Regions from separate parts of the Homo sapiens genome. Here regions 2, 3 and 4 are each linked to region 1. The links are chromatin contacts, found by Hi-C or POLR2A ChIA-PET in ENCODE. All regions are on one chromosome and are shown on one strand. The core of a region is the stretch at or near the end of the contact, and the rest is flanking DNA. Distances in the headings are between cores, read along the strand shown. Region 1 overlaps SLC25A46 (solute carrier family 25 member 46). Region 2 overlaps CAMK4 (calcium/calmodulin dependent protein kinase IV). Region 3 has its middle 52 kb from the start of WDR36. Region 4 overlaps WDR36 (WD repeat domain 36).

Evidence for each region. Hi-C counts contacts between places; a loop is a spot of excess contacts on that map. ChIA-PET counts read pairs that join two places held with the same protein, here RNA polymerase II (POLR2A). Pooled maps may share reads with other maps.
Region 2: a loop to region 1 is called in a pooled map, with 10 times the contacts of the local background. The contact joins two enhancer-like sites. A Hi-C loop is called at or near these places in 16 of 37 single-sample maps with no recorded cell type and 9 of 50 pooled maps. POLR2A ChIA-PET finds 5 or more read pairs at or near these places in 1 of 52 experiments (activated T-cell).
Region 3: a loop to region 1 is called in a map of mammary epithelial cell, with 3 times the contacts of the local background. The contact joins two enhancer-like sites. A Hi-C loop is called at or near these places in 5 of 168 maps with a recorded cell type or tissue (K562, MCF 10A, PC-3 and 2 more), 12 of 37 single-sample maps with no recorded cell type and 14 of 50 pooled maps. POLR2A ChIA-PET finds 5 or more read pairs at or near these places in 2 of 52 experiments (AG04450 and PC-9).
Region 4: a loop to region 1 is called in a map of PC-3, with 3 times the contacts of the local background. The contact joins two enhancer-like sites. A Hi-C loop is called at or near these places in 2 of 168 maps with a recorded cell type or tissue (OCI-LY7 and PC-3) and 4 of 50 pooled maps. POLR2A ChIA-PET finds 5 or more read pairs at or near these places in 2 of 52 experiments (GM12878 and activated naive CD4-positive, alpha-beta T cell).

Annotation. Positions count from the first base shown.
Region 1 is chr5:110,750,867-110,753,906 of GRCh38, reverse strand. All of the region lies in intron 5 of SLC25A46 (solute carrier family 25 member 46), which reads right to left. Among named protein-coding and RNA genes, the nearest start is that of SLC25A46, 13 kb to the right of the region's middle. RefSeq lists an enhancer at 1,093-1,352. Within about 2 kb of position 1,491, at least 3 of the 41 ENCODE cell types and tissues checked have a DNase peak (open chromatin) inside an H3K27ac peak, as active enhancers do.
Region 2 is chr5:111,253,335-111,256,374 of GRCh38, reverse strand. The region is part of intron 1 of CAMK4 (calcium/calmodulin dependent protein kinase IV); the gene reads right to left. Among named protein-coding and RNA genes, the nearest start is that of CAMK4, 30 kb to the right of the region's middle. RefSeq lists enhancers at 1,187-1,236, 1,397-1,666, 1,887-1,976, 2,785-2,874, 3,015-3,040. Within about 2 kb of position 1,519, at least 3 of the 41 ENCODE cell types and tissues checked have a DNase peak (open chromatin) inside an H3K27ac peak, as active enhancers do.
Region 3 is chr5:111,142,491-111,145,530 of GRCh38, reverse strand. No RefSeq gene overlaps it. Among named protein-coding and RNA genes, the nearest start is that of WDR36, 52 kb to the right of the region's middle. Within about 2 kb of position 1,455, at least 2 of the 41 ENCODE cell types and tissues checked have a DNase peak (open chromatin) inside an H3K27ac peak, as active enhancers do.
Region 4 is chr5:111,126,048-111,129,087 of GRCh38, reverse strand. WDR36 (WD repeat domain 36) reads right to left here. Exons shown (of 23, transcript NM_139281.3): 23 at 1-2,354. The coding sequence ends at 2,205. Among named protein-coding and RNA genes, the nearest start is that of WDR36, 35 kb to the right of the region's middle. Within about 2 kb of position 1,432, at least 2 of the 41 ENCODE cell types and tissues checked have a DNase peak (open chromatin) inside an H3K27ac peak, as active enhancers do.

The DNA of each region.
Region 1 (3,040 bases), core at 242-2,741:
CACAGCTAATACTCATGGCCTCACAAAGTATTACCACAGTTTATGACGACACCAATTTTAAGTATGAAACTGTGGTAAACACTTAGGACTGGGTAGCCTCCCCTTTAAATACAATGTCAATTCTGAGTTACCTCCCCTTTGATGACTACTGCCAATTCTTAAGATCATTAAGATAAAAGGAGACTTAAAACCAAGTATTTAAAAAAATGCTTTTGGGACTCTTCTTTGTATCTGTTCTCTACTACTTTATAAAATGGGTAAAATTTACTGTTACAGCTCTAGAAATTTAAATAAGCATACTTAAAAGCTTCAGTCACTAAACCTTTTTATAATTCATTATCAAATACCAAACATGTAAATATATCTAAATTATCTATTTCCAAGCAAAAAATGCCCTCCCTAATGAACGAAAAAATTAATAAAATTTATTCGAGTACCTTGCTTTTCTCAAAACAGTCTAGTTTTTCATTTAACAAATCAAAACACATACTCCTATGCATAATCAACACAAAAAAGGCAATAAAATTCTAAAATAACTCTGTCTCAGCAGTCTTTAATTTTCAAATGGTCAAATAGCTATCCTAATTAAAAAAAAAAAAAAAAAACTTACCCCAACCTACTCTAAACCCCTCATCTTCCAGTTACCTCTCTTCATCAATCCTAGTCAGAGCCAACCATCTAAACTTTCTGTTTCCACGTCTGTACTTTCCCACTCACCTCTGAACCCACTTCAAATTGGTTTTGAACAAAAACAGCTCTTACCAAAGTCTCCAATAATCTGCATGTCATTAAATCTGATGGACATTTTTAAGTCTCTACCTTATTTGACATTTCAGCAGCCATCAGAGCCTCTTCTCTCCTTGAAGCACTCTTTGCCCCTGTGCTCCACTAGCCCATTCTGTTGGTTTTTATCCTGCCTTCTGGTCTCTCCTGACTCCTTTTCAAGACCACCTTTCTTAACCCAGCCACCCCTTGGTTGGAGTTCCTAAGGTTCAGACTCTATTCTTCTACCATAGTGTATCCTTCTTCCCTAGCGACGCTCATATCTAGGGTTAGAGCTTCAAAATCTCCCAAATTAATTTACCTTCAGTTAAGAATTCTTTATATGCCAGCCCCATATCATGTGCCTACAGACAACTCCATCTGGATATGATAAAAGATCTGAAAATGCACTTGTACTAAAGTCCAACTTAAAATCTTTCTTTTCTACTTAAACTCTTTCAGTGTTCCCTACTCAGGAACTATTAATCAGAAAGGAAATCTATTGAATTTGAGGAAGATTTCATTGTGTTTAAAATAACGTGTGTTTAAAATAAGCAAATTCGGAGGGAACCGTTGGAGGAAAACTACAAGATGTTTACAGTGGTATAACCACAGATGTGTGATGAGTCAAAACTAAGTTGGAGTTGAACCAAATGGGTTTTGTGAGAGACTGAACCACACAGGTAGCCTTGGTTACAGGAACTCCTACCTCGCGTTAACAGTCTGAAAAAAGCCACATGTAAATTAAGTAAAGGGTACTGTGGGGGTAGAACGACACATGGTTTAACTCACTGCAACTGGGAGAGAGAACAGGGAAGGGTTTAGCAGTATCTACTGCTAAAGAGATCACACATGACGATCCTGGCTAATATATAATTTGTTAAAAAGTAATACTACTGAGAAATTATAAATTTGCTGACTTAATGAACACTAGAGATCTGCTGTTTTTCTCTTTGATTTGATCATAAACTGTATTTAAAAACCCCTAAATATTGGCAAATCTGTACTATCTCCCCTGTTCTACCTAGTAAATGTTACGCAATTAAAAAACCCCAGGCTAGGAGACCTCAGAGCTCATCCTCCTCATGTAGTAGCTTCTGTGAACTGCTGTTAATGTTTTGTGACCTTGTTTGCTCCTTCTTCCCATTAATAGGATACAGAAACAAACTCTGCCTTCTTCCCATTAATAGGAAAGGTCAAATCTGCCCAAAGAAGAATAAATAATTTTTTAAAAGATATTCACACTATACTTCAAAAAAACAGCTTCATTTGACAACTAGTTACACAAGCCCAAATACAAGAAGTCATTCTTCATACTGCCTTCTCTTTGATCTACCATTCCTAAAGCATCACCAAATTCCCTCAGTTTGACCTAAGTATATTTCAAAACTGTCCACTTACCTCTATCTCAAAAGATACCACCCTGATCTTAGCCACTATCTTTTCTTACCTTTATTATTGTAATAGAATACTAAGATGTCTCCTTTTATTCACTTTGGTCCTCATACAACCTTTTCATCTACAGTTACAATGACCCTTTGAAAACAAATCTGATGTCACTGACCTTACTGAACCTCTTCAATATTCTTAAAATGGCCTACAGGGCCACACATGTTCTGGCTCCCACCTGCTCTGTACCCTTACCCTTGGCCAGAGCTCCAGCCATGTGAGGCTTCTCTCAGTTACACCTGAATTCTCTAGGCTCCCCACTGCAACAGCATTTTTGTACAAACTGGTATGTACCTCCTAATTACCACTCTGATCTACCTTAAGTGTCATGTTACTAGGGACACTGTTTCTAGCCCTTTAATACTTTCATGGAACTATATTCTTTTGCTTCAGAAAACAAATTTCAATTTGCAATTATTCATTAATGGAATTATTGTTCTTAGTGAATGTACTTTTATTAGATTCTGAGCTTCCTGGCAACAGTTACCTTTTGTTTATTTTCCTCACTGTAAACCCGGTTTTTAGCACAGAACCTGGCACATAGTAAGTACTCAGGAAATGTTAGCCAAGTAAATGAATGAATTAATGAGTGGGCCTTATCACCAAAATTATCCAAGTAGAACAATGCAATAGAGGTTACTATTTTGTCTTCTTTGGAAAGATTCAAAATGATGAAAATATATTCCCACTCAGTTGACATGTCTGTCTACTGAGTAAGAAAGTTAGATGATAAAATTTTATAAAGTCCTATGCCTTCCCATTCCTATTTTTCTTTTTTCTTCCCTGTAGCCTGAAATTAATGTTATTCCTTCATCTCTGCTTTAGAGAG
Region 2 (3,040 bases), core at 270-2,769, 500 kb before region 1:
ACCAACACAACCAAGATACAAAACTATTACATCCCCACAATAGTATCACTCATGTTCCTCTTTGTGATCACACCCAATTCCACCCCACCATAGCACCACCATACCTAATCCCTGGCAACGACTAATTTGTTCTCTACCTCTATAATTTGGTCATTTTGAAAGTGTTATATAAGCAGAATCACACCTTTTGAGATTGGCTTTTTTCACTAACATATGGCCCTTGAGTCCATCCAAGTTATTTCATGTACCAATCATTTTTTGCTTTTTATTACTGAGTAGCAGCCATGGTATGGATGTAAGACAGGATCATTTTTGTGAGATATCCAGTTGAATTCTGTGATCGATTAGTCTATATCAAAATACATACAGCTATATATATGTGTGTGTGTATGCATTCTAAATATAAGGAAACTGACCTTGGGGAAATGTTTTTAATCTTTACATCATTAGCCTTAAAAACAGTTAATTTCCAATAACACTATTGATTCAACCCATTACTCACATATCCAAAAATACACTGGGAGAAGTTGGCATTTTAAGCGGTATAAAACAGTGGTGAGCAGGAAATGGGCATTTAATTAGAACATCATCAGAGACTCCAAATAGCCATAAAATGATGATACAATGAATCCATAAATGCAAAGCTTCTGAGACTACAAAGACAAATAATGGAGGCTTTGCAAGAATGGTCTGGGGCTTCGGGTATGCAAACACACAATTCAGCTGCTGTTTCCATTCCCGAGACAGGCTCAGCTAAGGTTGTGACAAAATCATGACTCTAAAAGTCAGCAATAAAGATCTTAGGGAACTTTAGATCATGGCTTTTTTAAAGCTTCACTGAATTTACACAAACTCTGACCTAGCTGAAGTTGTCAGCAAAGATAAACAGTTCGGTAAACTCTACAAAGAAATGTACAGAAAAATCAGAAAATCAGCCTACTACACACAAAAATAAACTTGCTGGGCATGAATCCAAGAAAACCCACTCAGATTATCATAAAGATCACTGAAAACACTTTCTGTTTGTAAGGAGAAATATAATTGCTTGATACTTGGGAAGAGTTTTTCCATTCATAGCTCACCAAAGTGAGCAGATCCAATGGAAGTGATGATGGCACAGGATGGGCAGACCAAAGTTATTTATAAGGCTCAGGAACCAGGGCTTCATGGCCATCAACAGTAGTTCAGACAACATGCAACTACAAAATTAGACCTTCAAACAATGTCCATCAGAAATGTACTTCAATTACACCAGGGAATTTTGATACACAGCCCAGTTTAAACACCACATAAAACCATTCTTTTTTTTTTTTAAGTACTAAGTAAAAGTTGGACAAAGTATAGCTTTAGGAGTACTGGGATTTTGTTGGGTTCTTTTTTCATCAATGAGCTCACTGTGATGCTACTGCCATGAGGTGCTTCACATTTCCCCCCAGCATCTGATGTGGGCCTCATCACAGTATTTGCACAGACTACAGAAACAGCTCCTCCAAACCACAAAAGTCCCCAGGGAAATCCCGAGAACCTGACTGCAGTACCCTTTTTACCCAATGATCCACACATACTTGGCTAGTTTCATTTTTATCACCATCACTCACAGAAAGGCAGGTGCCTAATGATGTAGAGCGGTGTGCATGATGCATTGATGGGGGATTAGCAGAAACAACTCCTTCGCCTGGGGGAGCTGGCAATCAGGTGGAAATGTACATACTCAGGAGTAGATGGGATGTGCAGGAAGATTTCTGTGAATGCTGAGAGAAACTGACCCCTTGGTTCTTCAGTTTCCTTCTCAATATGTTAATTTCTTCACATTCTGCATGAACATCATCTCTGACACACTTTAAAACTTGTATTTTGATATTAATATTAGTTTCTGGCATTACAGAGTGTGAAGGCATTAAATGAGGTTAGCAGGTCTGTTCCCTGTGTTTTACAAGGGTGTCAACCCTCTCCACCTCCAGGAAGGGATTCTGTGCAGACATCTGGGATCATCTCACAGCGCACACTGCCATGGCCACGTGGCAGCAATCTCTGCCAGCCTCCCAGAGGGTCTTGTCCACAGTGACTTCCCTTTGGGTGTCAGTGCCCCCTACCCTAAATTCATTTCCTGTCAGTTTCTGTCTTTGTAACAAACTTATAGACATTAATGAAGCAGGAGCAGAGCTGGTTATACCCTAGAAGGCAGAACAAAGGCCCTTGCCCTCAAGTTCCAAAACAGACCTTTTAAGAGTAAAATTTGAGTCACTTCCACATCCATGTGCGGGAATAATCAAGACAATGATAATTTATTCTGAGCTTCTATTTTTCATAAACCAGATTCAATATTCAGATCTTAAACTATGGTAGTTTTACCAGAGTTTTATTTCTGCACACAAAAAGATTTCTGAAATGCTTTTTCCAGGTGAAAAGAAAATGCTTATATATAACATTACAGATAATTTATAATTTAAATAATTGAAATTTATTTGGGAATGGTTTAAATAGTGAGTTGACTTGTCATTATGTAACCAAATGAAGCTGATAATGACAGTCTTATCTCAGATGAAGAAATATCCATGTGCATATATGAATATCAAATTAGAAAATTAAAATGGAAATTTTTGTCTCACTTACTATTGAAAAATGAAAGAAAAGCCTGTATATAATATACTCAATAACCTCTCAGTAGCTAATCTTTTCTGTTTTTCACAAAATGGAATAAAGTCAACATCATAAAATTGTAGCTAAGCATTTTAGCAAATGCACCATGTACATTTGTTCATTTCTGTTCTCTTCAAAAAATTGTCTTTCATTTTTCTCAACATGGAAGCTGTCAGCTATTTTGATATGGCATGGTGCTTCTCTTTCTGCTTCTTTTTAAATGAAAAGTAAGAAACAGAACATAAAACAGTATTGGAGTTCCCCAGGTGACATGACTGAGAAAACCAAATGCTGACCATCTGTTGCAGCAGAACAGCCCAACCCTGTCCGGAACTGGAAATGTCTCTCCTCCCAGGTTCCGGGGCAAGCAGGGCAGCCGGCACCTGCTGCTGGCTTGAGA
Region 3 (3,040 bases), core at 206-2,705, 390 kb before region 1:
ACATCTATTTAGAAACCACCAAGTCACTTCAAACTCAACTACCCTCACTTCATCCTCAATTACCTCCTTGCATTTGCATGTGCACACCTCTCTCTTTCTCTCTTACACACACACACACACACACACAATTTCTTATCGTGGTGAATAACAATCACACAATCATCCATCCAGTACTACAAATAGAAACCCAGGAGTTGACTTTATTATCCACCTCTCAACTATCACCAAGTCTATTTCTACCTCCTAAATATCTTCTTAGTTGCATCCCACACATAATGATATATCATATTTCTATTACTATTTAGTTCAAACTATTTTCTATATTGTGTCTACTGTTAAATCCATCCAATGAATGTTTTAATTTTTAAATTTATAATTGACACATAATAACTGTATGTTTATGTAGTACAACCTGATATTTTAATGCATATATGCATAGTATAAAGATTAAATTGGGGTAATTATCATATTAACCACCTCAAATATTTATCATTTCTTTGTGGTGGCAATGTTCAAAAATCTTCTAGCGATCTTGTAATATGCACTGTATTGTTATTTGGTACAGTCACTAATGCTGGTGAAGATGCAGAGAAAAGGGGATTTTTATACATCATTGGTGAGAATATAAATTGGTACAGTTATTATGGAAAACAGTATAAAGATTTCACAAAAAATTAAAAATAGAAGTACCATCTCCAGCAATCCCATTACTGGATACATATCCAAAGGAAATGAAATCAGTATGTTGAAGAGACATTTGCACTGCCTGTTTATTGCAGCATTACTCACAATAGCCAAGATTAGGAAATCAACTTAAATGCTCATCTGCACATTAGTGGATAAAAAAAATGTGGCATATATACATACAGTGGAATACTATTCAGCTATAAAACAGAATGAAATCCTGTCATTTGTGGCAACATAGATAAACCGAGAGGGCATAAATTCAGACAAGCCAGGGAGAGAAAGAGAAACTGCATGAACTGACTCATATGTGGAATCTAAACTTGATTTCACAGAAGTAGAAAGTAGAATAGTGGCCACCAGAGGCTGGGAGGAAAGGGGAAAGGGAGGACTTGGAAGAGGTTGGTCAATGAATTTACTAACTTAGATATTTAATAAAATATCTATATTTTATTTTTCAGTTCTAGAATATTATTTTAGTAATTGTCAGGAAATTATAATAGCTCTGTTAAAATTCTCCATCTTTTCATCCAGTTTGTTCATATTTTCTTCAACTTCTAATAGTTTCAATTTATCTCTGGTTTCAAATGTCTTCAGTGCAAGATCAGTCCTGTATGTATTACAAGTCCCTCCCTTTGGCAAGCCTTTGGGATCTCAGCACAATGAGTTGCCAAGAACTCCCTCTATCTGGGAGGGACTTACTATCCAGCCTTCAGATTACTGGGCTACCACATCCTCTCACACAAGTCTCCCGAGGGAGAATCGGTGGGCGGGAGAACTTGGCCTTGAAACTCCTCCAGATTCCAGTTGGTCTCACTAACCCACACACAGACATTTAAAACTCCACTGACTGCACCTTATGCAGGAAGAGTCTCCCTGCTTGAATCAGGCCCAATCCTCACCAGCCCACGCCTGACTCAGTAGTTGCCCCTAGCGAAGGTAATGCCTACTGATTTTCATTCTCTAGGAAGCACTTGTCTCCCTGGAATAGGGTTCCTTTGGACTTCTTCCTATCCACAACATTTTGATGGCTTAAAAAACATGTATGTTATTATATTATACTTTATTTTTTAATTGTTATAACTAAAACTGCAAGCCCCTTGTTATATGATCAGTAGTATGTTGTGAAATGCTACAGTCGAATCCATAAATAGCCCTTGAATACATCCAGTTTTCTCTGTCTCTGTTCTACCACCTGATCCAAGACACCATCATCTTCCCCAAATTCCTCATTGGTCTCCCTACTTTTATTCTCATTTCACTAGTCTTTAATCTGTTCTTCATTCTGCAATCATTGAACTCTTTAAAATGCGGACCTAATGATAGCACCCTCTTGATGAACACTTTTCAATATCTTTACTCGGAGGATAAAGATAAAAATCCTTAAAGCGTGATTTTTGGATGATAATGATGTGTCAGTGTAGGTTCATCAGCTATAACAAATTTACCACCTTGGTGGGGGTATTGATAACGGGGGAGGTTGTGCTTGTTTGAGGGGAGGGGGTGTATGAGAAATCTCTGTACCTTCCTCTCAATTTTGCTGTGAATCTAAAACTGCTCTAAAAATAAAGTCCATTAGAAATATATACATATATACAATTTGTCCATAAATAACAATCTTTACAGGCTATTCATCCCGACAGATGAGGTGATGAAAAGACTGACTCATCAATACTTTCCTCAGACATCCTAGACTAGGCCTGAGATTGGCCTTAATTCTTCTTGCTGAATGAGTATGGGATCAATAGAGGGCCCTCCAACCTCAAGGTCGCCACAGCATCAAAGCATCCCAGAATCTAACTTAACTTTCCATTGTTTTAACAATTATTTTATTAGGGACTTTACTCATAAGTGACAATCAGTAGAGTTGAGACCAGGGGTCGAGAGCAGTTGAGACCACCCGGTGCCAGCCCTTAAGTCGGGAGAGGCCTGGAATTCGGGCTGCTGTTTAGTAAGCTTATAGAAAAGAGTAGGGTCACTCTCACAACTGTCACCTTCTTTTCTTTTCTTTTTTTTTTTAGACAGAGTCTCGCTCTGTCCCCAGGCTGGAGTGCAGTGGCGCGATCTCGGCTCACTGCAACCTCCGCCTCCTGGGTTCAAGCGATTCTTGTGCCTCAGCCTTCCGAGTAACTGGGATTACAGGCATGTGCCACCACACCTAGCTAATTTTTGTATTTTTAGTAGAGACGGGGTTTCACCATGTTGGCCAGGATGATCTTGATCTCCTGACCTCGTAATCCTCCCACTTCAGCCTCCCAAAGTGCTGGGATTACAGGCATGAGCCATCGTGCCTGGACTCTTCTTTTTTTTAAATTTCATTTTTAAAATTTCAATTGTTATCTGAGTACAGGTCATT
Region 4 (3,040 bases), core at 183-2,682, 380 kb before region 1:
TACCAAAATAAAAAACTCCCAAGTAGAAATAGCAAGTTGTACAATAATATACATACACGTATGTAAAAATCGTAACTATACATTTCCTGTGGCTGTAGATAATATATACACATTCCTACATTAAACACTCATAAAAACACTCTAAAAGAAGATCTAGGAGAGTTAAAACTATTACTTCTACAGAGGATATTGGGACTGAAGATGGTTTTCAAAAAGCACACAAGCAAAATGTAGTCATATATTACATGAGTAATTAAAAAACTGAAAGAGTGTGCACAGATTGATATATTTTAAGGAAAATATAGATAAAATTATATTTTCTATTTCTTTCCCTCCCTTGATGGAAACAGTACATGAAAGGTTCTAGAAGATTACCTGCCAAAATGATGTATTCTATCTAAATATATCTCTGGTAACAATACACTTAAGTCTTTATGCTCACTTTAAAAAGAGAAGAAAATTCGGTTCATGATTTCTGTAAGCAATACAATTTCAGTTCACAGCTCTTATCATTTTGTTTTAGTTATTTACAATCTTTACTAGGTATAGAATTATATATTGGGATTTTGCCATATTCCAATTTAGAATATAGTATTTAGGAAAGAGGAAAATAGTTTTTTAAATTAGAACTTAAGTCATGATTAACATTTCTGTCAGTGGCTTTAATAAGTCAATACACATTTCTAAAAGAAAAACGAAATTGAGTACAATAACCACATTGGCTTATTTCCTTAGTAGTTTATTAATTCTATCTTACATCATTAAATAAAAACATGAATATTAAAAGATATCACTGGTAAATGCCTTTTGAGGACTGCTTCTTTTGGAGATCATTCTACAAAACTCTCTTACCCTAACAACGAACGAGAATGCTACTGGTGTTCATATTCAAACCACTGTGTTTCATGAAAGACCCAACTTTTGAGGGTATAAACTAAGAATAGTTTTTAGAGCGCTATGCTTTAAAGAACTGCTTATTTTTAATTCATGTATTGCAAAAGTCTTGAACCATAAAAAAAACAAAACAATGATGATGAGAAAAAAAGAAAACTCCAGGGCTACCTGGGTTTGCAATGGTTGTGAAAGAAAAGTATACTCAGCATTTTCTTCCCAAATTAAAAGGTCCCCCCCAAAAAAGTGTAGCCAAAAAAAAAAAAAAAAAAACAAAACAAAACAAAATAAAAAAAACCCTGGCTTTGAAATACCCATTCTTGGCTGTGGTAGCAATAAACAATATTGCTAAAAATTGTTTGCAAGGATTTATGGAATTTTTACCTTTTCAGAGGACATTAAACTATTGTTATCTACATGTCTGCAGTGTCAGTAAAAGGCCATCTTCCAATGGAATTTGGAATTTCCCTTACCTATCCTTGGTATCAGTTTAACCATCTACAGCGACTTGCCTTGGGCAAGGAAGGGCCTCCCACATTTCTGATCCATGAACAACTTCCTTTCAGTACATTACAATGGAGAAAGCACTAGGCCACTGTTAGAAAGTTTTAATCTGTCACTGAAATACCAGCAGACTTTAGCCTGATTCCTCTCCTGCAACACAACAGGGCTGTGCTAGAAGATGATTAGTTTATCCTCCAACTCTGAGAGTCAATCATTCATATTTTTATCAAAGGCCACCGAGGAAAAAAGCATTCCTTTTTTCTTCATAACAGCATTTTTATAACTACATCATGTATCAGTTTTATCTGACATTTTCAATTTAATTCAGCAATACTTCACAGTGAACATGCAGCATCTCTTTATATGAAACAGATACTCAAAAAATATAAGCAGGTAATAATTTTTTAAAAATCATATAAAAGTTAATGTGAAGAGACTCAGAAAATAAATCATTTGAGCAGATTCTTTAAGTCTTCAAAACAAAAGGCAGGTGTAATTTATTTTTTTAACTTTTTGTAGAGATGGGATCTTGCTTGCTATGTTGCCCAGGCTGGGCTCAAATTCCTGGCTTCAAGCAATCCTCCCGCTTTGGCCTCTGAAAGTGCTGGAATTACAGGCATTATCCATCATGCCTGGCCGGGAGGTGCGATTTTATTTCAAGAAAGTATTTAGCATTTAAAGTGGAGATATACTGACTAGTCAGTAGTGCTAGCATTTATTTTCTTTTCACATTGACACTTGGAAAATAAGAAATGAGTTCAATTGAACCCATTTAATATGAAAGTCTTTGTTTAGTCACAAATTTATTTTTACAACAAAGCACTTTTGAGATAATTTAAAATACACATGCTTTGATTGAAGAGTGATTGCAAATGGGTCCAGTTTTCTTCCACCTGGGATGACAAATTTGTTATTTCTTCTAGGAGTACTGGCTCTGAAGGAAGCATTTTAAGGTGTAACTGCAAAGAAAAATATGATGATTGAACATTTAAGAAAATTAAAATTTTACCTAATCTGGATTCAATTTTTCTACCAAGGAACCACAAAAGACACTAGGTGAATATTTGTTTTCTTAAGCGCTGGTTTATTACTATCTCCCATTTTCCCCTCCTCTATCAAACTTTTTTTATTATAAGGTCCTTTATGATACTGTGACTTCCTTGGTAGAATTAAAGTGGTCATCACTCCTCTCCACCTAAGGACAGTCCTGATACTTTTAAATAATCAGATCAAGTGAACTCATTTTAGGTATAAATGGGATAAAGAATCAAATCTATTATCACCAAAAATCGGCATCATCTACCTCCTTCAACACATTATACCACTAAAGTAGACCCTCAAAACATGAGTTCACCACTATATTAATCATAAAAGTAACAGTCTTATTGTCAAATGATCAAAACTCCTTTAATAATGATAGAAGTGAACATTTTGATTTCAGTAGTAGAAAAAAAAACAAACAAACCCAACTTTCTATTCATAATCACAAAAAACTTCCAAAATGTAACTAACCACTAAAAAAAGAAAAGTTAATGGTTCAGCACATTGGATCAAGCAGATAGCATAAAAATGTCAGGGGGTAAAGTCAAAATTATTGTGCAGTTGAGTAAAAAAACAAAACAAGACTCCCAAGCTGCACTGTCTA